3 separate regions of the Mus musculus genome follow, and all the other regions are linked to region 2. The links are chromatin loops, found by intact Hi-C in ENCODE. Cell type or tissue: heart. All regions are shown on one strand. Region 1 overlaps Cdcp3 (CUB domain containing protein 3). Region 2 holds the start of Fam24b (family with sequence similarity 24 member B). Region 3 overlaps Dmbt1 (deleted in malignant brain tumors 1).

What was found. Hi-C counts contacts between places; a loop is a spot of excess contacts. Peaks named below come from ENCODE experiments on the same cell type or tissue, not always from the same donor. Only the 100,000 strongest peaks of a DNase experiment are listed, where the experiment ranks them.
Region 1: it touches region 2 in a loop (2.4-fold over the local background); 4 of 42 quality-filtered maps call a loop at or near these places.
Region 3: it touches region 2 in a loop (3-fold over the local background); 8 of 42 quality-filtered maps call a loop at or near these places.

What each region holds. Positions count from the first base shown.
Region 1 is chr7:131,178,794-131,186,793 of GRCm38, reverse strand. Cdcp3 (CUB domain containing protein 3) reads right to left here. Exons shown (of 69, transcript NM_001370825.1): 2 at 4,752-4,850. Among named protein-coding and RNA genes, the nearest start is that of Cdcp3, 8.4 kb to the right of the region's middle. In heart, a CTCF peak has its summit at 3,919 (motif pointing left); no DNase peak of the experiment used is centred here; H3K27me3 peaks cover 664 bases.
Region 2 is chr7:131,328,133-131,336,132 of GRCm38, reverse strand. It overlaps Fam24b (family with sequence similarity 24 member B), which reads left to right and starts at 6,634. Exons shown (of 4, transcript NM_027037.2): 1 at 6,634-6,695; 2 at 6,834-6,917. Fam24a (family with sequence similarity 24, member A) reads right to left here and starts at 1,511. Exons shown (of 3, transcript NM_183272.2): 1 at 1,484-1,511; 2 at 509-633. The coding sequence starts at 624. In heart, a CTCF peak has its summit at 3,777; no DNase peak of the experiment used is centred here.
Region 3 is chr7:131,109,111-131,117,110 of GRCm38, reverse strand. It overlaps Dmbt1 (deleted in malignant brain tumors 1), which reads right to left. Exons shown (of 48, transcript NM_001347632.2): 43 at 7,476-7,626; 44 at 5,982-6,190; 45 at 4,861-5,045; 46 at 125-513. Among named protein-coding and RNA genes, the nearest start is that of 4933402N03Rik, 33 kb to the left of the region's middle. In heart, a CTCF peak has its summit at 4,442 (motif pointing left); no DNase peak of the experiment used is centred here; H3K27ac peaks cover 238 bases.

The sequences.
Region 1 (8,000 bases), 150 kb after region 2:
AGTGAACGCAATTAAGGGACTGGGGGAGCTTGTAGGTGCTCTGTTAAAGAGGTGCCAAGGTCTTTGCTCTTACCAACATCTCTTGAAGTTTCATTTTCTATGAGAATGTGTTCTGATTCTATGAGGAAGAGAAGGTAGAATGCAAAGTGAATCAATCGATGGGGAGAGGGAAAAATCAGCTTGCTGTTGCACTGTGTGCTCAGTGGGAAGCTCAGCCTAGAACTGGTTACACAGGGCTAGTGCGCAAAGGCCAGTGCTATCTGGGAAGGGAAGGTCATCTGCCTTTGTTCAGTATTTGTGGGGATGTGTACATGGTAGTGTGAATCGTGCTCACATCTTTCAGTGAGGGTTGGTTTGCCATGCTGGAATGGCCACAGCTAAACAGATGCAGTTTCTTAAGGGATTTATGCTAGCTTGTGCTAGCTATTTCAAATTCTATATAAAAATGCAACTTTGGTCTCTCTTAGACTTGTAGAGAGAATGGGATTTCGGAGTCTCTGCTCAGGGCAGGCAACCCTGGGTTTGTGCCGTTTGGGAAGTAAGGCTACTGATCAGCTCATCGGTATTTGTTCTCTCACTGACAAGCCAACTGCTCATTTTTCCCAGTTAGCATCCTTTGTCTTTCTGCCTGTATCAGGAGATGTGGGCACCTCTGGAGTTGGAATGGGAGAAGAGTGGGTTCTGATGGTGAAGGCTTTGCTTTAGAGAAACCAGAACAACTCAGCCGGGGTTCTCCCTGTACTTGTGGATCTTGTCAGGTCGTGGAGTGTGTGTGTGTGTGTGTGTGTGTGTGTGTGTGTGTGTGTGTGTGTGTGTGTGTGTTCTGGGGAGGCCAAATAGATGGTACGGATGAGACACCTAGCAGAGCAACAAAGACAACTGCGAATGCTTACACATTTTCCTAAGGTTCAGGGCATCTTCTCCAAACTGTGGGCATATTTGACGGTGAAAAGGGGCATTAGGTACGGACGCCTCTGGTCCACATATGTGGTGGGTGACCTCGGTCAAGAAGGTATTCATTTGGACCTTGATTTGTCCTTTAATTTTGGTTTCTTTATTTTCAAAACAAGAAAACTAAAGCAAGCCCTCCTAAGTGGTAAAGACGGAGAAGGAAATCAGTATTTGCAAGGAGCCACTTAAGCAGATAGGATTTAGGCTTTGAGGCAGTCTCTCAAGCAAAACCAGTCAGAGACTTGTTACTCCTGGCTTCAGAATACAAGGCATTCTATGATTCAAATTCTAATTCATAGCCACCAAAATAGCATATTTACAAAAAATTACAGGACGAACTTAATCAACTTTAATCAGTAGGAAAGACAATCAGAGAAAATTGTTGGGAAGTGCCAGCCCAGGCTCACACTTGGATAAGGAGCTGCAGACAATTTCCGATAGCTTTGAAAGTAATTATTAATCAACTGTCAATGCATTATTAATTCATAACTAGTTACTGAAGTCTAATCCCCACCTTCATATGCTTGATTCTAAACCTTCTGCACTATTGCCATCTTGTACTGGGACATTCTTTAAAAGAGAGAGCTATCCTGTGCATTGTAGAAGGCTTAACTATGTCCCTGGATGCTACCACACACACCAGGGGCATCACCCAGTGTGCCGATCAAAATTTCCAAATGATTCCTAGGGCACAAAGTCATCTCCAGCTAAGAACAACCACAGGAAGATATACTTGAGAAGGGCTTTAAAGTCCCACAAAGCAAGGTTTATGCCTGTGCTAATTTGCTAACTAGGCTGTTCTCAGTACCCCTCCCACACCTCCAAGGGCACCTGGTCCCAGCATGTGCAGCCCCAGAGAGCAGCAAGCCATCCAGGCTGCCCAATGTGAATTCTGCCCCCAAAGTAGCTTCAAGGGCTCACAGGAAGCCCTTTCAAAAGCATGTAGCACGGTTCAACCTTAAAGCAAGCTTTAGAATGAGGATCATCAGAGGAACTAAGGCTATCTTTCTCCTGAAGGCAGTTTCATGGACCAGGGCTTCTCTAAGCTCCCTTCAGGGCGAAGGCCCTGACCAGGACAGGGTTCATGACATCTGCAGTCACCAAGAATGACCTGCCGCTTCTGATAGGAGTGGGCATATGCAGAAGGCCATTGGTCCATCCCGTGGAGCCAGAGACATGGTCACTACTAAACTGACCAAGCCTTCTGCAGAAAATGTTTGTTAAGAGAGTATTTGACTCCTGGCCAGTGGATGGCGCCTCAGCCCCTGCTTCCTGGGAGGTTGAATCTCGTGAAATATGAGCAGAGGAGACGTGGGACGGTCTGGTGAACAAGGATTGGGCCTTTCTTCTCTCATTTACCCAACTCTGCATCGTGCTTTATCATCCACAGTTGGTTTGGCAGGGACAGATCTACTCTGTCTCCAAGAGCTTCATGTCTCCCCAAAGCAGACTGTGTTCTTGTCAGCCTGGCTCTCAGGATATAAGGCAGGGTAGAGGGTCGCAATGATTACCGTCACAATGATCACTCTTGTTTAATTAGAGAAAAGTTAAAAGATATGCAAGGCCCCAACAAGCGCAGATAGATGAATGTGGGGAGAGGACCAGTAGAGTTACCCAGGGGTGCCTTCCTGTAATCCCTCAGGGCCCACAATTTGAAGGGCTATCCTTTGGTGCTCTGCTGTCTCTGTCCTGAAATTTGCTCTCCCACTGGGATGCATGAAAACCCAGAACCCTGCAGCTGGCCTGAGCATGTTCATTCCCAGTCTGTCCACCTCCAGTGTTACTGCTGGCCATCTACGTGGATGCAGTTAGACTGGAGTAGAATAAAAGGCCCACATCCAGCTGCTTCCCAAACCCCATGAAGGAGAGGCTCCACACCACACAAGTGTCATTCGGAAGGTGCCCAGGACCACTAGCAGACAGGGCTTTTGATCCCACATGACAGTATGTCACAAAGGCTTCCTTTGGGTCGGGGAAAAGGGATAATGATTGGATAACGTAAAAAAAAAAAAAAAAATCAACTCTTGGAAAAGATGGAAAATAATTTACCGGAGCAGATGACACCAGTGTCTTCCTCGTGCCCACAGTTGTGGACGAACCAGTCAGCGTGGGAACACTGCCCCAGGGAGACCTCGGTCCCAGAACACTGCACGTCATCCAGAAGAATGAAGCCAGAGCCCGGGCCAAAGTAGGCCTCTCCCAGGGTGGACACGGCATCCCCGCAGCCCAGCTGCCGGCACACGACCTGTGCTTCCTTCTTGTCCCACAGATCGTCGCACACTGTGCCCCACACACCTTCAAAATACACCTCCACTCGGCCAGAACACCTGCTAGAACCTTCCACGAGCTGCACAGGAAGCCAGTCTTTGGGAGAAAGGTTCCCCACCCCCACCTGAGTGTTGGTGAGCAGAGCCACTTCCCCACCAGCTTCCCGGAAGTCCCGCCCGTGTTCCCAGCACTTGGTTGAACCCTTTACAGTGGTTCTCAGTCTTCCTAATGCCGTGACCCTTTAATACAGTTCCTCATTTTGTGGTGACCCCAAACCATAAAATTATTTCGTTGCTACCTCACAACTGTAATTGTACTACTGTAACAAATCATAATGTAAATATTTGATATGCAGGATATATGATATATGACCCCTGTGGAGATCGTGACCCACTAGTTGAGAACTGCTGCTTTACATCTTTACAAGGGACACTGTCCCATTATACCAGGGAGGAAAGGGTGACAGTAGCAACAGCTCTCTGGTGTCAGAGCATTGCTAATGAGGGCCAGAATGGGACCCATTAGATCTCCCTAAACAAGTTTAGGTCCTGCTGGGATAGGAAAGCCACAGGGCTTTGCTTTGTTCGTTTCAGACCCTTTCCATTCTGTGTCCAAACTGGCTGCTTGGACTCCTGGGTCATTCACCAAGGCAAACGCTTGGTGAGTGCATGTGGAGTGCATTCTGCACCGGACAGTGCTGCCCCCTGCTGGCACCTGGCACTCCCAGTTTTATCTTCCTGCACTTAGCCAGGTAGCAGCCTACTGGCTCACCCAGGGTTCTCAGGGGCAGCAAGCTTTGCTAGGACAGTGGATAGAAAACAACCAAAGATGGGGCTTGGCTGGGTCAGCCACTAGCTATGCAGTCAGTGTATGTGGGGCCACTCGGGTTCTGCTTTCCTCGTCTGCAAAAGAAAACAGTGCGCACCTTAAAGGGTGATCATGAGCCCAATGCAGGTGTGGTACCGGGCATAGGGGAACACTCGGGAACAACTGTAGCTATCTCCATTGTGTGAACCAATAGTTACATAGATGAGGTCTGCTAGACCTTTCCCAAACTGCCGAGGGAAATCTCTGGCATGGGAGGGAGAGGGGGCAGATGGTCTCTTGGTAGCTTTCCTCTTTCCAGTCACCAGAGAGCAGGATTTCAAAGTGTGACCCTTGGATAGGACCTGTTCCCATCTCTGAGAAAGCTTGTTAAATATGGAGGTTCTGGGGTGCACCCATGTCTAAGGGTAAGACCCAAGACTGTGCGTATTCTACAAGTTCTTGAGTGGCTGCCTTGTGCTCCACCGTTTAAGAACACTCTTCACGATTTATGCCGAGAACCAAGAAGGCAGAGAAGGTTCTGACAGTATCTCTGTCTTGGGCACAAAGAATACTGGGGTGTGTTTATGGCTGAGGATAGAGACTCATCCTACTGAGTGTGGACTGTCTATCCCTGGGGGCTTTGGTGTCTTCCCATCTCAATGTCCCTTCCCTTCTCCCCCGACCCCTCCTCTGCAGGCCATAGGCATTGTCTGGCTAGGACTTACCTTCTTGCTGCTCCTCAGACACGCCCTGGATGGAGCTTCTCTTAGGCCGTTCCTTCCCCAGCCTTGCTCCGGATCCTCTGAAGTCCCTCCTGTAACAAGCTGAGATACACCGGCCATGTCAGAGCCTTGCAGGAACCCTGAACACAGCTAACCCAGGTCTCATGGAAACCTCTTGGGTTTTGCTCCAAACCCACCAATCCCCAGCCCAGCAGAGCAAGGTGTGGGGATCTGAATTCGCAGCTACCCAAAGCAGGGTGCCCATGGGAACGGACCGGGTGCCCTGGAACCCATTTTCTTTAAGCTTGTGATTTGGCGTATACTTGGTTTTAAAATTCTCCTTGCTGTCATTTCTGAGTTAATTTCAGTTATTTTGACAATGAGTCAGCCAGTATACTTTGTTATGTTTCTCTAGCGGTCTGTAGTGGATGTTGTGTTTTCTTTAAGGAAGTGACAGTTCATACATAAATTCTACTACGCTCTTAGTTAATTCCATGTTCTTGGACTGCTTTTTAAAACATTTTTTTCTTTCTTAAAAAAATCTATTTTTATAGAATTTTCATTATCCTTTTTCATTTGGAAGGATCTTTATGGTCATTTTTCCTAATTTTATTTTATTTTTAAATTTCTACTCTTTCTTTCTTTCTTTCTTTCTTTCTTTCTTTCTTTCTTTCTTTCTTTCTTTCTTCCTTCCTTCCTTCCTTCCTTCCTTCCTTCCTCCCTCCCTCCCTCCCTCCCTCCCTCCCTCCCTCCCTCTCTCTCTCTCTTTCTTTCTTTCTCTCTTTCTTTTGTTTGATGATGTCATTCTATATGTCCAAGGCTGGCCTTATGCAGGCCAGACTGACTTGAATTCACAAAATCTGCCTGCCTCTGGGATTTAAGGTCTGGCCCTGGTTTTTGTATATATATATATATATATATAGTTTTGTTGTTTTACTTTCAAAAAATAAAAAGGATAATTATTATTGCCATTTACACTGCGTTCTTAGAATTCTTTTCTTTTCTTAGGTATTTTCTTTATTTACATTTCAAATGTTATCACCTTTCCCAGGTTCCCCTCTGGAAACCCCCTCTCCCATTCCTCCTCCTCCTGCTTCTATGAGGATGTTCCCCCATCCACCCACCCACTCCTGCATTCCCCTACATTGGGGCATCAAGCTTTCCCAGGACCAAGGGCCTCTCCTCCCATTGATGCCCAACAAGGCCATCCTCTCCTACATATGCAGCTGGAGTCATGTGTACTCCTTTGTTGATGGTTTAGTCCCTGGGAGTTCTGGGGGGTCCAGTTGGTTAATATTGATGTTCTTCCTATGGGGTTGCAAACCCCTTCAGCTCCTTCAGTCCTTTCTCTAACTCCTCCATTGAAGACCCCTGCTCTCAGCCCAATGGTTGGCTGCAAGCATCTGCCTCTGTTATTTGCCAGACTCTGGCAGAGCCTCTCAGGAGACAGCTATATCAGGCTCCTGTCAGATTTGGATAACAAAAAGATATTTGGCTTCTACTCAGAATAAGTATGGCAGGGTTATTGTTTTCGCTGTTGTTGTTTTGTTTTGTTTTAAAATACGTCATGGCTCCTCCTAGACAAAAGCAATAACTTTTCTCTAACATCATTAATTGCAAGCCAAGGCTGTCCCCCACAGCAATCCCCCTGGTGAACCCATCTATCACTCAACCCATATCTCTACTGTAGCCATTGAAAGGTGACTCTGCTTAGTAGACAACCAAGAATTCAGTCCTGTGGTGCAGTTGGGTCATGGTACTTTTACAATAGCCTAATTCATTGCCAGCTGTTTGTTAGGTGTGCCCGCTGTGCTTTCACATTGATAATGCCCTGGAACTTATCAAGTTACCCAGCCATTTTGCCCTCTTCACAGACGAATAACCAGATGAGGTAGTATACAGCCCACCGAGCAGAGGTATGAGTTTGGCAGCAAGAAGAGACTGCAGAGATCTCTAAGGCTCCTGGGAGTCCAGAGTAGGGACTGCTGCCCTTTATTCAATGCTCATGGTGTGTCCCCTTGAGTCTAAGCACCATCTATTCCCTATTCTGAGCTGACTTGGATAGGCTCTACCATCATTTCCATTCCCATTTCACAGATAAGAAACTTAGGACACACAGAGCCAAGAAACTTCCCCAGACCCGCAGCTGGCAGGAGGCATCCCCAGACCCACAGCTGGCAGGAGGCATCCCCAGACCAGCAGCTGGCAGGAGGTATCCCCAGACCCGCAGCTGGCAGGAGGCATCCCCAGACCCACAGCTGGCAGGAGGCATCCCCAGACCAGCAGCTGGCAGGAGGTATCCCCAGACCCGCAGCTGGCAGGAGGCATCCCCAGACCCACAGCTGGCAGGAGGCATCCCCAGACCAGCAGCTGGCAGGAGGCATCCCCAGACCCGCAGCTGGCAGGAGGCATCCCCAGACCCACAGCTGGCAGGAGGCATCCCCAGACCAGCAGCTGGCAGGAGGCATCCCCAGACCAGCAGCTGGCAGGAGGCATCCCCAGACCAGCAGCTGGCAGGAGGCATCCCCAGACCAGCAGCTGGCAGGAGGCATCCCCAGACCAGCAGCTGGCAGGAGGCATCCCCAGACCCGCAGCTGGCAGGAGGCATCCCCAGACCCGCAGCTGGCAGGAGGCATCCCCAGACCCGCAGCTGGCAGGAGGCACCCCCAGACCCACAGCTGGCAGGAGGCATCCCCAGACCCACAGCTGGCAGGAGGCATCCCCAGACTCACAGCTGGCAGGAGGCATTCCCAGACCAGCAGCTGGCAGGAGGCATCCCCAGACCCACAGCTGGCAGGAGGCACCCCCAGACCCACAGCTGGCAGGAGGCATCCCCAGACCCACAGCTGGCAGGAGGCATCCCCAGACCAGCAGCTGGCAGGAGGCAGCACCCTTGTTTGGTTCTGGAGAACATTCAGCCTTGGCAGCACCTGGCCTCCCTAGGGCCCTCTTCATCTTGTCCATGATCCATGGCTTGGCTTTGACCCCTCTTTCTCTCCCTGACCCCACATCCCGCTACATCAGGTCAGGTCCTCCATTTTCCATTTATCCAATCTTTTCTACCCTCTCTGGACAGTGTCTTACCATGTATCTCCAGAACAACCTCTAACTCCATATCCTCCCACCTCAGCCTCCTGAAGGATGAGGCTACAGGTGTGTGCCATCATGCCTGGCACCAATTACTTTTCATCAATCTTTGTGTATATATTAAGCCTTAACTCTCTTTTGAGACGGTCTTACTATGTAGCTCTG
Region 2 (8,000 bases):
ACTTCAAACCATCGCTTGTCTGACCTACATCCCTGTCAGCTGTCCTCCATGGACTTTATTCTCTTGCCCCACGTCACTTTCCCCAAAGTCACTGGCACTGTGGGAACATGAGAGCTCCCCAGTGAGTGGAGAAGAGCTCACTATGGCCAAGCTCTGTGTGAATAGGAGACAGCTCATCCCCAGGGCATCCTCTGGCTTCTCCAGTCCACAGTGCTGAGGTAGAAAGGATGCCCAGCCAGGGCCCTGAGAAGTAGCTGAAGGTTCACTCCGTGTCTAAATGACAGCCAAGTGATGCTGGCACCCATGCTGTCCAGGTTGAGAGCAGTCAACTTAGGAGCTCACAGCCCCAAGCTAGGAGGAGAACCCTCAAACTTGTGTGCCCACCTGCCTTCACTCTCAAACCTGACAGTGGCTCTTGAATTCCCCCGACAAGTGGCCAATGCAATAAGAAGTGACCCTGTTCCAGCAGAGGGCCCCAGTGTTGTCCCCTCTGACTCCCAAGACTCACTTCAGGGCCTTGGATATTTTCTGGTAAAGACAGAACACAAGCGTTATCAGCATGATTGCAGCAATCAGCAGAGTGCTAGCGATGCCGATCATAACCTTCGTCCTCAAGTCGAACATCTTTCACACCTGCCAAAGAAGTCCAGACAGCTGGAGTGGCTTCAGTCCCAAAGAGCCACCTAGCCACCTCCCTCCCCAACTTTCTTCAGTGAAGATGACTTACGGAACCCTGCAGGCGGGCCCACGCTGACCTCAAGTGAGTAAGAGGGTTTACTTGTGGTTAAGAAGGGACTTGAATGTAAAATCTATTTATTAGGCAGCGAGAGGCCCTTGTAGAACAACCAAGCCTGCACTGGGACCCCCAGCCCCAGCCCTCACCCCCACACAAGCCTTCTGAAGTGTGCATACAGTGACTCAAGTACATTGGGTTCGACCGTTATGGTCTTCAAAATGTTATTGAGCAAAACTGCTTAGAATGTACAAATCTATTCTGAAAGTAGTGCTTTTAATGAGGGGTGAGGGGAACCCAGAAAACAGACAGACAAATCCTGTGTCAGGATTTAAAAGATTCTGAATGCTTCCAGCCAAACCCCTTGGCAAAGGCTAGCACAAACCACGACCCAGCTTTCTCAGGAGTCTCTTAGGGTGCAGCCTGTCTTCTAGCAGGCTGAGTTTCTCCCTATTAATCCTCCCACAGCATCATCTTTCTCTTAGTCTAACATCTGAAGCTGGGGACCAGCAAGCCCAGAAAGGACAGGAAACAATCTGACTACAAACATACTTATCAAAGTCATCTGTCCAGCATTAAGGATAATTATTTAAACACACACACACACACACACACACACACACACACACACACACACACACACCACCTCAAAATAAAACAACAAAAAAGCCGGTTTTGGAATAGGGTGTTTCAGAAACTTTGAGTTTCTCAAACCTGTGACTTGAGAAAGAAGGATCTAAGCTGACATACCTGTTAGGTCACTTAAGATACAGGATCTAAGCTGACATACCTGTTAGGTCACTTAAGATGCAGGCTGATGTACCTCTCTGTTGGAGGTCTGAGGGCTGCCAGGGCTGCCAGAATGTCACAGCCCCGAACCAGCCTGTGTGACATCAACCCACAGCCCCACCTCAGAATTCCAAATTCCATGTCTAAGCACATTTCTTGTTCCAAGAACTATAAATACTATTTGGGATCATTTAAAGTCTACCGTTTGAGAGTCTGCTAATCAAAAGCTAGTTGCCTTTCGATTATTTAAAAAGGCAGTGGCGGATCAAGGTTTTTAAACATCCTTACATTTAAAGCCATTCGTGATTGGCAGTGTTTCAACTGAACAGTGAAACAACATGAAGCTGTTGACTATTAAGATTCAAGCACACATTCAGTGACACCGGTAGAGGCTCACCCTTCATGGTTGAACAGCTACAAAGTCAGAGAGGAAACCTATTTTAGGCAAATTTGTATTGTATGATTTTTTTTTCTTGTCTTATTTTTTTAAGCTCCATTTATTAATTTCTTTCTTTACTTACTTTTTACTTACTAATTTTAATCGAAGGTGACCTCAGAGAAAGTCCCATACCCCCTACTAGGATACTTACCTCTGAGGCTTTGTTCAGATGCAGATTTCTTCTCAGGAACAGATTATTTCTCTGATGAGAAAGTTCCTTTTTCAGAGGGTTCACGTTACCTGAGCCAAGTTTTGAGTCTGATGTTACACTTGTCACCTAGACATTGACACCCAATTACACATCTCAGCTGGAAGGAAAAGATATATGTGGTTAAGAGAATTCTCTCTCTCTCTCTCTCCCTCTCTCTCTCTCTCTCTGTGTGTGTATGTATGTGTTTTTCTCTCTGTGTATAATTTTAAAGTTATGCATATAACCTAAAATAATCTAAAACCATATCTGAGACTCAAGGCAGTCTTGTAATTGTAAACTCTAAACAATAACCTCTAACATACAATAGCAGGGAGTATACATCTTTCCCACTTTCAGACTGGATATCCAAGAGTTCAAAACTTTTCCCCTAGCCCCAGGAAATATGATAATGACTATCTGGGACTCTTACTGTTGCTGCCTCTTGGGAGGGTTTCTGCTGCTGGTAAACTGGCTTGCTGTTCATCTGTCTGCGTGGGTTAGGGGGTGGCTGTCTGTCCTGACTTTAGTTCTATAGCATTCTTCTATAGAATTGCTGATTTTCTGTTCGTTCAGCTTCTTGTTGTGAGCATGGGAATGACGCAAGCTCTTCACACAATTGGAACAAACGGAAAGCCCTGGATTGATTTCTTTCTTTCCTCTGGATACCCACAGATAGCCCATCTTCCAGTTCATACCCACAGATAGCCCATCTTCCAGTTCATACCCACAGATAGCCCATCTTCCAGTTCATACCCGCAGATAGCCCATCATCTTCCAGTTCATGGATTCTTTCTTCTGCCTGCTCACATTCACTGTTAAATTATGCTTAATGTTATTTATTATAGTTTCCAACTCTATAATTTTTCCTGACTCTTCATTATAGTTTCCTTTTTTTAAATAAATATTCTTTATAGTAACACATTTTCTCTTAATTTTTTAGACATGGCTTTCTTTGAACATAATTTTAAAATAGCCAAATTAAATCTTTGTCAAAATACAGTCAAAATCTTACGTGGCCTTTTCAAATAGCATTTTGATTGATTGTTCTATTTTTTTTTTGTAGACCTTACTTCTCAATGATTTATAGTCATTTTTGAAAACTAGATTATTTGTTTGTTTACTTTTTATTTTGTTTTTTTTTTGTTTTTATTTTTTTAATCAAGACAAGACTTCTTAGTGTAACCCTGGCTATCCTGGAATTTACTCTGGAACTCACTCTGTAGAGCAGTTTGAGGCTGGCCTCACACTGCCTCTGCCTCCCCAGTACTGGGACTGAAAGCATGTACACCATCTCCCAGCCTGAGAAGCAGATATTTTAAATGGTACAACGTGGGGTCTTTGAAGATCAGGGTCTTCTGTCTCCCCAGGACTCTTGTGCCTGTTGGAGTTATGTGGTATCTTTAGTGACTTTCCCCAGCTGACTCTCTGTGTCCTTTGTCGTATGTGGACACTGATTTGCCTAGAGGTGGTTAGTAGACAAAGATTTCTTTAAATTTCTGGAACAAGAACAACAAAATCTCCCAGTCTTTGCTGAGGGGCTCAGGGTGCCCCTGGACCATGTCTGCAGCAACGAGCCAAACAGCTGAGAACCAAATCTCAGCCCCCACTTCACTGGGAAGAGCCTCCAGCATCCTCCAGATGGAGTACTTTAGCTAGTTCATACTTTCTAGGTGTGTTTATAATCCTCCTTAGGCACACAGCTTTATACATGTGCATGGTCTTTGGACTCCTAGGACTATGTCAGAGCTATCCAAGATCCATATCATTTAGGAACCAAGGTCTCAGGTTCAAAGGGAACTCCTTCCCCCCAAATTTCAAAAGGCAGACAGACAGACAAGTGACAATGTGTGCAGCCTATTAGCACACCACAGCACACGCTGGTCTCAGGGATCCCTCATTGTCACAAGTACCTGTTATACATTTCGAAGTTCATGCTAGCATCCTAGCTCTTCTCACCTCCTCCCCTACCCTCAACTCCCCCAGTCATGGGCTCCCCTTCTCCCAGCTATTCCTCCTTATAACCCTGCTAATTCATATATGCTCTCTCTGTCTTCTGCTCTCTTTCCCTCCTCTTCCTCTTTTTGCCATCCCATGCCCTACCTCTGTTCCCCTTTCTCTCTCTGCTCTGCTGTTTCTCTTATGAGCAGGTCTAGTCTGCTGGCCAAGCTCAGTCTACTCTCTCTGCCCTGAACTCTCCTAGATACTCCTGCTTGTTATCTCTCTCACCTACAATAAAAAACTTTGCCCTTATCACATCATGAAGTGTTCATGTCGTCAGTTTACACTCTAGGGATAATTGTTGTGCTTAGCTTTCAGTCTTATTTTTAACACCAAGCCAGAGTCATCTGAGAGAAGGAACATCCAGTTGAGAAATGCCTCCATCAAATTGACCTGTAGGCATGTTTGTAGGGGGAGGGGCATAGTCTTGATTGATGATTGATCTGAGAGTTCCCATCACACTGTGGACTGTGCCACCTCTGGGCAGGTGGCCTTGAGTCTTATAAAAAGCAAGCTCAGGGAGCCATGGGGAGCAAGCCAGTAAGCCGTGTTCTTCCATGGCCTCTGCTTTGGTTCCTGCCTCCATGTTCAGTTCTGCCTTGAGTTCCTTCCTCAGTATCCCTTGATGGTGAGTTATAACCTGTAATCTAAGTAAATACTTTTCTCCTTTGAGTTGCTTTTAGTCAGTGTTTTGTCACAGCAAAAGAAAAGGAAACCAGGACAGTGACCAAGGTTTTTGTTTTTCTCAGGCTTGCAGTACCAAGCATGGACTCTCTTGTGGAGTGGACCTCAACTCCAATCAGAAAGCAGTTGGTTACCTCCCTCCCTGTAACAGTCATGTCACTATTGCTCTAGTGGGTACATGGTGCCTGGCAGGTTAGTATTATCGTATTCAGGGTTCTTTGATCTCTTTTCTACCCCAGAGGCCTGCAAAGCACCTTCAGGTACTTGTAAGCTAGCCAGCAGTGGAGGGGGAAAATACTCCTGTCAGTTCCAACTTGGTTTCTCCATGTTCTGAAAACAAAACCTGTGGCATCTTTGGATGTAGAGTCTTACCATCCAGTTATGGTGTCCAACCAACAGTCTGTTTCTTTGGCTGAATATTCCATGCATGGCATTGAGATTTTTCATTTGATAAGCTATGTTTTCTGGGAGGAGCATTATCTACCCATGCTGCAGATCTGTTTCAACTTTTTTATTTCCTTAAAATCTTACATACTTAATATTTTAGATTTATTTATTTTATCATGTGTTAGTGTTTTGCTTGCATATTCGCATGTGTAGCACGTGGAGTCCTAATGTCCAGGGAGGTTAAAAGAGGGCATAGGTTCCCTTGGGACTAGAGTTATAGATGGCTGTGAGCTGCCATGTGGGTGCTGGGAGTAGAACCTGGGTCCTCTGCAAAAGCAACAAGTGCTCTTAACTCTCTAAGCCCTCCAGAATCACACTTTTTAAAATCACCCACACAGTGGGTCTCCATAACAACTTGGATGCAGCTTTTTTCACTAACCCCCCCATCCTCTCCTCTCCTCTCCTCTCCCTCCTTTACCTGCCCTGCCTTTAACCCACAGTACCCTTCCCCCTGTTTTAATATCACGTGTTCTACCATTGCTCCCCCTCTATTAGGCTGCTTCTTTCCTCTCTCCTGGGCCCTTTCTGGCTATGTGAACATATATACTTGAAGTTAAACACACAGATCTAAATATTTTAAGCTAGGATCCAGATATGAGAGAGAAATGCAGTTTATCTTCCTGGGCCTAGGTTATATCACCAGTATAACATTTTCCAGTTCCTCTTGTTCTCTTGCACTTCCTATCACCTTCCTTTGCAGTTGAGTGCTATTGCGCATGTGCTGCACTGCACTTTTATCTTTCCATCATCAGTGGATGCATAGCTAAGCTGATGCCATTCGCCAGCTCTTGTGAATGTGGCATTTCTTATGCCTGGAAAGGCTGACATAGTCACTGATATTCTTGGCTCCCTTAGGTTTCTCCCAGAGCAGCAAGGAATAACCTGTTGCATTGGCCTTTCTGGTTTGGAATACCTTGAGGGCAGAGAAATACGATTAAAGCAGGTGTCTTATATGTATCAGCATTGTGGAATCTTTTCATCTTAACCATAAAGTATGATATGATGCCAATAGGTTTATGATTGAGTTCTCTTACATGACCCCATATTTGTGTAGCTAAAATACAGAGTCTAGCCAGTCTTCTATTAATGGCTTTTTAGAGAAATGAACGTTCTAAGACATTGGCTTCTTCACCTTATGTCTCTCTCTCTTTTTTTTAAAACTCCAATTTTACTTTCGATTAACAGTCAAATTCTAAATTTCTCCAGAGGCTAAAAGGGAGAATTAGGAATTGCACTTGTTCCCATGTGTTTGGGCAAGTTGTGATGAGCTTTTAGATGAGCATGGAACGGAATTCAGAACTCTGTGAAAGAACGCTGAGATCTAGAGAGTTGATGTCACACAGCATGTGCCTCAGACTAGGGGAGACATAAGAGCTAACAATGGCTATCCATTCCAGCAGGCCGCCCTTCTGAAAGTAAGCTCTTCAAACTTAGACCTTAGTAATTACAATTTTCCTTCTGTCTTGAGTAACATTTTTAATTCTTTAAAATTTTAATGTATGTCACATATGAATACAATGTATCTTGATCATGTCTACCCTTCTGCCTTTCAGCTCTCATACCCAGAAAGCCTCCTGACATCTCTTTTCTACTCTCATGCCATCTTTTTTTAAATTTTTTATAACCTACTGAGTCCAGTAAGTACTGTCTATATGCACATAGGTGTGATGCCATTCACCATGGCATGGGGCAAGCTCATGGTGGCCATATCTCCCCCAAAATTGAGTCTTCTTTTCCCAGAACCCCCCCCCCCCCAGTAGCTGCTGTCTAGGTGTGGGGCTTCAGGAGGCCCTACTCTGTATATGCTGAAATTTTAACTGGCTTGATCTTGTATAGGTTATCACAGCTGCTATGAAACCATGGCCACAAGACAACATTACACAGTGCTCTTCATGCCACATCCTCTGGCTCTTAGAGTCTTTCTTTCCCCCTTTTCACAATGCATCCTGAGCCTTAGTGTTGGGGGATATAAAGTTGATAATATGTGTCCCATCTATGCCTTAGCACTCACGGTCACTTATTCTTAGCACTTTAACAGTTATGAGTGTGGGCATTAACTACTGCCCACTGCGAAGAGAACCTACCCTGGCCAAAGTGGAGACCAGCATTGACCTATGGGTATAAATATAAACATGAAAAGGCAGTTTGACATGACCACTTATCAAAATTAGAGTATGGGTTCCCTCCTAATGCCTAGACCTCCTCAACCAAGGTCTTTGACCAGGTTTACCAGACATGGATCCCCTCTTGTGGAGCAGGCCTCAAATCCAGTCAGAAAGTAACTGGTTACCCCCACCCCACACACCAAACAGTAATGCCTCCATTGCCTCATACATAATAGCCTGGCAGGTGAGTGTTGTAGTACACAGGGCCCAGCATTGAGTATGACCTCTGATCTGTCTGTCTGTCTGTCTCTCTCTCTGTCTGTCTCTCTCTCTGTCTGTCTCTCTGTCTGTCTCTGTCTGTCTGTCTGTCTGTCTGTCTGTCTGTCTGTCTCTGTCTGTCTCTCTCTGTCTCTCTCTCTCTCTCCCTATGAGGTCTGTACAACACATTCAGGCCCCAAGAGAGCTAGTCATCAGGAGAAAGTTTCCTGATCATTTTGAAATTGATTTCTCTGCTGTGCAACCAGAGTGTGCTGTCTTCAGCAAGAAGGCCTTATCATCTAACTATGATTGATAACAAAAGGTTTTGGGGTTTTCTGGGACCTCCCTCCTCAGTAA
Region 3 (8,000 bases), 220 kb after region 2:
GTCTCTAAACCCAAACCTGTGGGAAGTTCAGTTAGCCAAAAATCTTCATTCCCTGAGCTTTTTGGCTACTAATGTGTGAGTTATAAAGCAAAAGTTGGCATCTATCCCACACAGAAGTCCTTACCCACTCCGGATGAGATCATATGTCAAAGATGAGAAGTCATTGGGATGTGGCGAAGCCACACAGGTGTCCACAAACAGAGCCAAGGAGGCGTCAGAATGGAGGATTTCGGCCTGAAGGTACAAATTCTGGTCCAGATCCACGTAGTATGGGCTGCTGGTCACTGGAAACAAGAAGGAGGAGGATGTGTAGAAGGAAATGTTTACGTCGAAATTGCCATACTGAACTTCCTGGATCTCCACTGTGTTGTTGGTGATGTACATGGTGTTGACCCAGGTGTTCTGCAGCATCTTGCAGCTGACGTGGATATTCAGGTCCTTTCTCCTTTTGATGATGCCGTTTGAAACAACCGCTCTGAGGAAGTTGGAGTAGTTGATGGTCTCGTTGTCAGCCTAGTAGGTGAAAGCAGATAGAGTCAGCAGGGATGCTGGTTAGAGAGAGGGAGATGACACAGTCAGACTCCTGCAGAATCCTACAGAGAAGGCACCTGTCTGCACTGTGGCTGCTATTACCTAGAATGGTAATAGCATCAGCTTAGCCAGCAAACTCTCCCCGACTCTCCCACATTCTCTGGCACATGGTGGTAGAGGCCATGATAATCCACACTTGTTGCTTTTGCTTGTGACAAATCTAGGGTTTCTGGATGGCCCCTGACCTGAAGTGTATCTGACCAAGCTCAGACTCCATGGTTCAGGACTCAGAGCAGCATATTCTGAGCTTATTCATTCTCAAAATCTTGGTCTCATACTTATGAGAGGGGCCTGGTAGTACCAGCATAGGATGCTTTCTATTTTGAGTGACTGGTGACTTTCTCAGTGTGGTGATTGGCACGGTGGAATTTTCAAGCCATGGAGTTTGCAGTTATAACTGAAGCAGGTCTTGACCCCTGGGGTTGAGACTTCCCCAGAGCCTCTGTGAACATCTGAATGAGGTCATAGCAACCCTGAGCCCATGCCTGCCTTATGTCATTGTGTTATGGAATGATTCACCACTGTGACTTCCACTGGGTGGCAAACTCCTAAGGAGGCTGGTGTCTTGCGCCATTTACTGTATCTGCCACCTTCTGAGCCTTGCTGATAGCCTTATGCCTGGGGCCTGTGAGCATCTCAAGGAAAGGGTGGTGTCCAACAATGTCTCTTTCTCTTTTTTTTCTTGGTATAACAGCAGCATCAGTAGCATCTGTAGGAGTCTGTGAAGCAGTTGACATGAATGAAGGGAGCGTCTGGGGAGTACTACGATAAACAAAGGGTGTGGCAGGGAGGTATAGCCCAGTGGCCAAGAGGACACACGTGAACAGTAATTCCTGGAAGCACCATGTCGGGACTCTGGCTCCAGAGAGGTAAGCACAAGTGCACCAGTGGGGCTCTTCACAGCCTGAGTGCTGTGACCCACTTCTCCCAGTCCCTTATGCTTAGAGCCCTGTATGTTGTAAGAGCAGAATAATAGAAGGGTGGCGTGGACACTATCCAGAATTTAAAGCAATTGTACTCTTCATAGTGGAAAAAAAAAGGTATGGCAGGGCAGGACAGATCAGAGACAGACAGATAGACACACATGGGGGAGGGGGGAAACAGAGACAGATGAAGAGAGTGTTTTCCACTCTAGTCATGCCAGCTGTGAATGGTGAAGCTCTGTTCTAATTGGTTGGGACCTGGACAAGGCCCCATTTGTTGCCAGTGCACTCATGCAACTTACATATAATTAATTTTTTTCCAGGATAAAGACCTTTCTACTTCTTGTCTATTGTTGAGAACTCTACTCTGCATGTAATGTAATCTAAACATAAGACAAGAGCTTTGGGGGTAACTTTGTTGACTCTTCCTTTATCTTCTCTAGCCTGATCGTTCCCTCCACAGACTGACCAGAGCCTAGGGCATGGCCAGCCTGATCGACAGAGGGCATCAGAGCCTGCACTCCAGACCCAGGTCTGGAGAAGAACCAACAGACAGAACTTTTGCTTTCCAAGTTCTCAGGGGAAGCATACTGTATTTCTTCTGTGAATTCTTCAAAGTTTTTAACCATTCATATTTTGGTACCAATGGTGTTACAAACCACATATGTCTCTCAAATTATATTTAACATGAGTTTACACATGAAGTCCATATATGTCTCTCTGTGACAGAGCTCAGTTCTGAATCTTCTCTAAACAGTAAGCACAGAATGAAAACTTATTTCTTGACTGGAAGGGGCCATTATGACTCTAGATTAAAATTCTTCTTAGGCATCTGCCTAGGTAGAAACACAACCAATGTGACAGAAAGTCCTATGTGTGAATCTACTGAGAGACCTGGGTTCTCAGTGTCCTGGCATGCCTTTCACTGTGAGAAAGCTCATCCATTCTGTGACACCAGCCAACACATCACCTTCCCAGTGTGTGGCAGCCTGACGAAGCCATAAATAGCCTGCTACAGAGCACACTGACTCCACAGTTCCTGAGTATGTGTCCCTGGATACTTGGCTCAGTTTCTCTAAGATTTTTTTTATCTCCTGTGATTAAGGGAGGATAAAAGGCTTCCTGAGACTTTTATAAGTCATGTAGAAGTCTCCGTTCAGTGCCCTGCCATACATAATAGTTGTTGATACTATCATAAAGTCTTGGGTTCTGTACCAGAACACCAAGGATGGCAAAGGTAAATAAAATTAGCCCTGCCTCTGAAGCACTCAGTTTGATAGGTTCTGCAGCTGTTTCATAAGTGGGGAGACAAGAATGCAGCAAGTGCTACCCAGGCTCATTCCAGTTAGAACAGGCAGGGCTGGCACGCTGGTTAGATGCCCTCAGTGATCTATGAAGTGCCACCAGCAAGCTTCTGAGATGCTTGATTCTCCGGGCTGCACATTTGAAAAAAGGAGCAGTAATCACCTTCAGTGGCCGACTCACCAAAGGCTGGAGGTGACATGTTTAACTTAAAGAGCAAAATAACAAACCCAGCTGTGTGTCAGAGGAAGCGGAAGGAATCCGTAGCCCTTCACACAGTGCCTGGCTGATACGCATTCTTCTCTGTGAGTAGCTCATCTCACCCACTAAGTTCTGAAGGAACTCCTGGGTGTTTAGAGTCTCACCAGGAGATCTGGATCACAGTCATAGGGATGACCCAAGGCCCGCCTTATTGGCTGAGTGCCCAGTTCCTCTCTCAGTGTGTACTGTGTGTCAGAGGAACGGGAAGGAATGCCCTGTAGCCCTCCACACAGTTCCTGGCATATGGCAAATGCTTATCACGTATCTGCTGCATTACAGGCATCTGAACTTGTCTGTCCTGTACATACCACCATAGTAAGACACACCACTTTTCCATTGCCCAACCATCTCCATCCTGCTAACCTAGAAGCAGGCCACCCATGAAACCCTTTTTCCTATTGCACAGTCATTCTCTTTTGCTAAATTTAGCATGAATGGCACATTTCTATCTAATAGTGATATACATAGAATTTTTGTCTAACTCTTCTGTGTTTGGCTTCTTTTTCTTAGCAGGATGTTTCTGAGAGTCTTGACTTGTGGTGTCAGCCCTATCCTATTGGTCTACATGGCTTTGGTCAATGGGCCTGATCTCTCTTCATTCAATTTCCTCACTTCTAAAGTGGGACTGACAATACAAGAGTACTTGTTAAGAATTTGGGCATAGCCAGACATGGTATTGTGAGTCTTTAATCCCAGGATTCAAGAGACAAAGGTAGGCAGATCTTTGTGAGTTCAAAGCCAAATCTGGTCTACATAACCATCAAGAACTGCATGGAGAAACTTTGCTTCAAAACATAAAATAATAAAATAACATTTTGGAAGTAGAACATGGACTCAGCACAGTGCCTTCCACTGACAGGATGACAACAGGGCAGTCTATGTTAAAATCACCAAGTCTCAAGCAAATCAAGATGGGTGACCACTCTACTAGTCCTGTCTAAACCATGATGGCCCATGGGCCACACTACTCAAAATGCCAAGCAGGGTACATGCTTTTGTAAGTCAATATTCAGTACTCCATTATGAATTTTGTAGACGACAATGTCATAGTATGATGTCAAAGCATTGCCCCACCACCACCACTCCTGTTGATCACTCAAGAAATGGCAACTGTGGCAACTAAGTGAGTGTGAGTCTCAGCAGGGCACTGGCTTCCTCAAAGGCATAACAACGCATTTAACAGCTGATGGCTGTTGTAGACCTTAGCTATGTAAAGTGTATTTGTATCTTTGGTTTAGGGGCCTCTGCTTCTTTGACACATCCCAAATGAAACCATAAGAAAAATTCTTCTTCTGAAAACTCTCAAGCTTCTGGGAGCTGTGTGAGCGGCTGCCTGCTGAGTGCTCCCTCTGCTGGACACTACTGGAATTCCCCATTTTCTTCCTCTGCATTCCTCCTATTTAGAAGTAGCTATAGCTACTGTACCAGAGGCTTCAGTCTCCATTCTGATGTTCTGATTACATCCCAGCCATAACTTGTAGATCTCCAGGGTTCTAGAAGCGTGGCAGCCATCACTGTGATAAGTCATGCTCAGGGCTGCTAAGATGGCTCAGTGGGTAAAGGAACTTGCTGCCAAGCCTAACAATCTGAGTTCTAGTCCCACGATCCACATGGTAGAAGGAAAACCCCAACTCCCATAGGTTGCTTTTTGACCTCCATATGCATGCAGAGGCATGCTAAAACACACACACACACACACACACACACACACACACACACACACACATTTTTGACTAAAGAAAGCATGCTCAGTGGGAAATAGAGTGGGCCGTGCCAGGCTTACCTGTTTGATTGTGCCACAGCCTGTGTAGGGAATTGTGAATATGACCTCCCTCTGTGTTATCTGGGGCTGACAGTGGTAGCTGGAGTTCCAACCAGGAATGACAAGATCCCTGGCAGAATAGCCCATGGACTGAAGGTAGCTCCTGCTCACGCTGGCTTGCATGTGATTTGACTGACAAAGGAGATCTGAAGGGCAAGATCAGAGCAGACAGAGTCAGGATTCGAAACCCACAACCCTCATGAGGGTCTTTCCCCAGCTAAAGAAACGCAGATCAGGATGGCTGACTCACATGGTTCACACATAACACTCATGCTCAAAACAGAGTCACTATGGCTCCGAGGGTACCCTATGGCTACACTCAACCTCATCTCAGGAATGCCCAATGAGGGCACTTAGAGGTATAGGATTTTCTGATGTGGATCTGATAAGATTTTTAAATATCCAAAACATTTGTTGCCAAGTTAGCATTCTCCCATGAAGGAGAGCAACTGTACAATAAGATAGTAATGATAGCATTAGGTAATGTACTTTAGCTAAGGAGAAAATTGATGCCTCTGATGCTGACCGGCTAGAGACCATGGTTCTCTCCAGGCTCAGCCCTTCACCAATGTAGATATAGGTTCATATAGCATCTCAAACTGGATCCATAGAGCCTCTGTTGCAGTAGTCCACCTCTGTTAAGATGTCCAGCTTTACCCATCTTCAGACAGAAGCCAAATGTATTAGGTCTCAGGACATGGCCAGTGACTCCTACTCTGGGAGGGTCCTAAAGTTTCAAGCCTGGTGTCACCCACAATTCCTTCTGGCACTGCCTTCTCACTGTCTATTGAGAACATCATCTTATACCTTTATATTCTTTGCCAACCACAGTAAGGCCAGGACAACTCTCATCAGCCAATGCTGGCCCTTGGCACTCTTTTAGACATCCAGAGCCCCAAGACTCACCACACAGTCTCTCTCAATTGACAGTGCATGAACTCAATCATAGGGGCCATGGTTGTTCTAATATTTTATGTTACAGAGAAATCTAATATTTTATGTCCCCAAGAAAATACAGGAGCAGTAGGCTCTCAGTGGCACCTGCAGTCCTAATAAGCCATTGTTCTAACAAGGAAACTTACTGGTGGTGTTATTGTCAAAGTCGGAGTAGTAGTGAGCCTGGAACCCTCTCGCAGTAATACTGTGATCAGTGATGAAGCGAATTGACATGAAGTTGGATGTTGAGGTGAAAGAGCCCAGGGACCCATCACAAACCCGGGCGATGAGAGGTGAACTGTGGTGGGGGCCATCAAAAATCTCTATATAATCATAGCTGCAGCCCCTTTCCAGCCTGGAGAGACAAAAGGAGCAATTGATGAGTGCTCAGGCCTCAGGAGCCTTTGCCATGGAGACCCTAACCAGGTTCATTATTTGAAGGGAAAGAGGATTTTCTTAAACCCAGGGGAATTCATCTTGCCAAGACTGCCATGGCTTGTCTTCGTACTGCCCTCTAAGGCCACATGTAAGAGATCTATAATCTCTCTCCCTGACTGCCCTTTAAATCAACACAGGAAGGTCACAAGAGAAATCTTGATTTGTTCCTTCAAAGTGCTTCCAGGTCCCTTCCAGAATAAAACAAGTGCCAATGACATCAGAGTGGTGGGGGTGAACAGAGAAAGAAATAAACCCTGGACCTCTGTAATGCTCAGATCTCTCAGCCACTAAGATAGACACTGTGCGCTATGTATACCGAAGAGGGTGCTGATAGTATCACACGGAGCACTGCATGGGGAAAACATAGTTCATAAAAGGTCACAAGCAGTGGACACTGCTCTTGGGGTGCTAGAGAAAACTGGCATGGTTTCTTGGCCATCTGGGCCACTCGCCTCCCGGAATGTTGTGTATATTAGTGAGCTCTTGTAGATGTCGCCCTGCTCAAGAACATTTTCCTTTGTAAGCATATGGATGGTGCCAAATGCAGCAGTTGATACTAGCACCCTGGTTCCTGGGGACTCACAGAAAGGAAGGGATCGATGAGGAAAGGTCCGCACAGGACAGGCACACTTTTATATTGTGCTCCCAAGACTGTCATTACCCAAGTCACAGATCCTCCCTCCCTCCTGCTGAGAATACTCTAAGTATTTTCTTTCTCTCTTTCTTTTTTTTTTGGTTTTTCAAGACAGGGTTTCTCTCTATAGCCCTGGATGTCCTGGAACTCACTCTGTAGTAAACCAGGCTGGCCTCGAACTCAGAAATCCGCCTGCCTCTGCCTCCCAAGTGCTGGGATTAAAGGCGTGCACCACCACAATCGGCTTACTCTAAGTATTTTCAAATGCTCTGGTGAACTCCTGATCAACAAGATGAGGATATGAGGAGAGCAGGCATTCTAGCCCCTTCTTCTGACTGAGGCTTAGGAAAGTGGCACCCCAAGGCCATAGAGCAAATTCATGACACCCTGGGACTTTAAGCCAGAGTATTTTCTGATGTGATCTTGCACAGATTCACCGCCTTCCATGGGCGACTCTTATCCCACTTCAAACATGTAACCTCTATTGTAAATGCCAACTTGTCTATCACCCCCAGGAATTTCAAAGGCACCCCACATTGGCTAACATCTGCTATGCACCCACACTTACTGCAAATCTCTGAAGACCACAGTCACACGGTAGTTGTTTGGGACCTCGATGTTCCACAGACATCTGGCATTATTAGGATAATTCCCAGGGTAGAATGGGCTAGAAAATTGCCCAGAGGGTTGGGTCAGGAAACCTCCACAAGTATAGTTTACTGTCAAGAAAGAGGGGAAACGTGGATGAACCCCAGAACACACTGCACACCTGCCTGGCATGGGGAGAAATGCTTAAGGAACCCAATAAAAGTTAGCCTGGCCCTGGCTCGCTCGTTGAAGCCTAGAGCTCTCTCTCTCTCTCTCTCTCTCTCTCTCTCTCTCTCTCTCACACACACACACACACACACACACACACACACACACACACATATACACACTCTGTGTGTGTGAATATATGTGTGTGAATGTGTGAATATGAGTGTGTGTGTGATAGTGTATGTGAGTGTGTGTGAGTATATGTATGAGTGTGAGTATGTGTGTGTGACATAATGTTCATCAGTAGTTGGGGATAACACAGATATGTGTTTTGAAA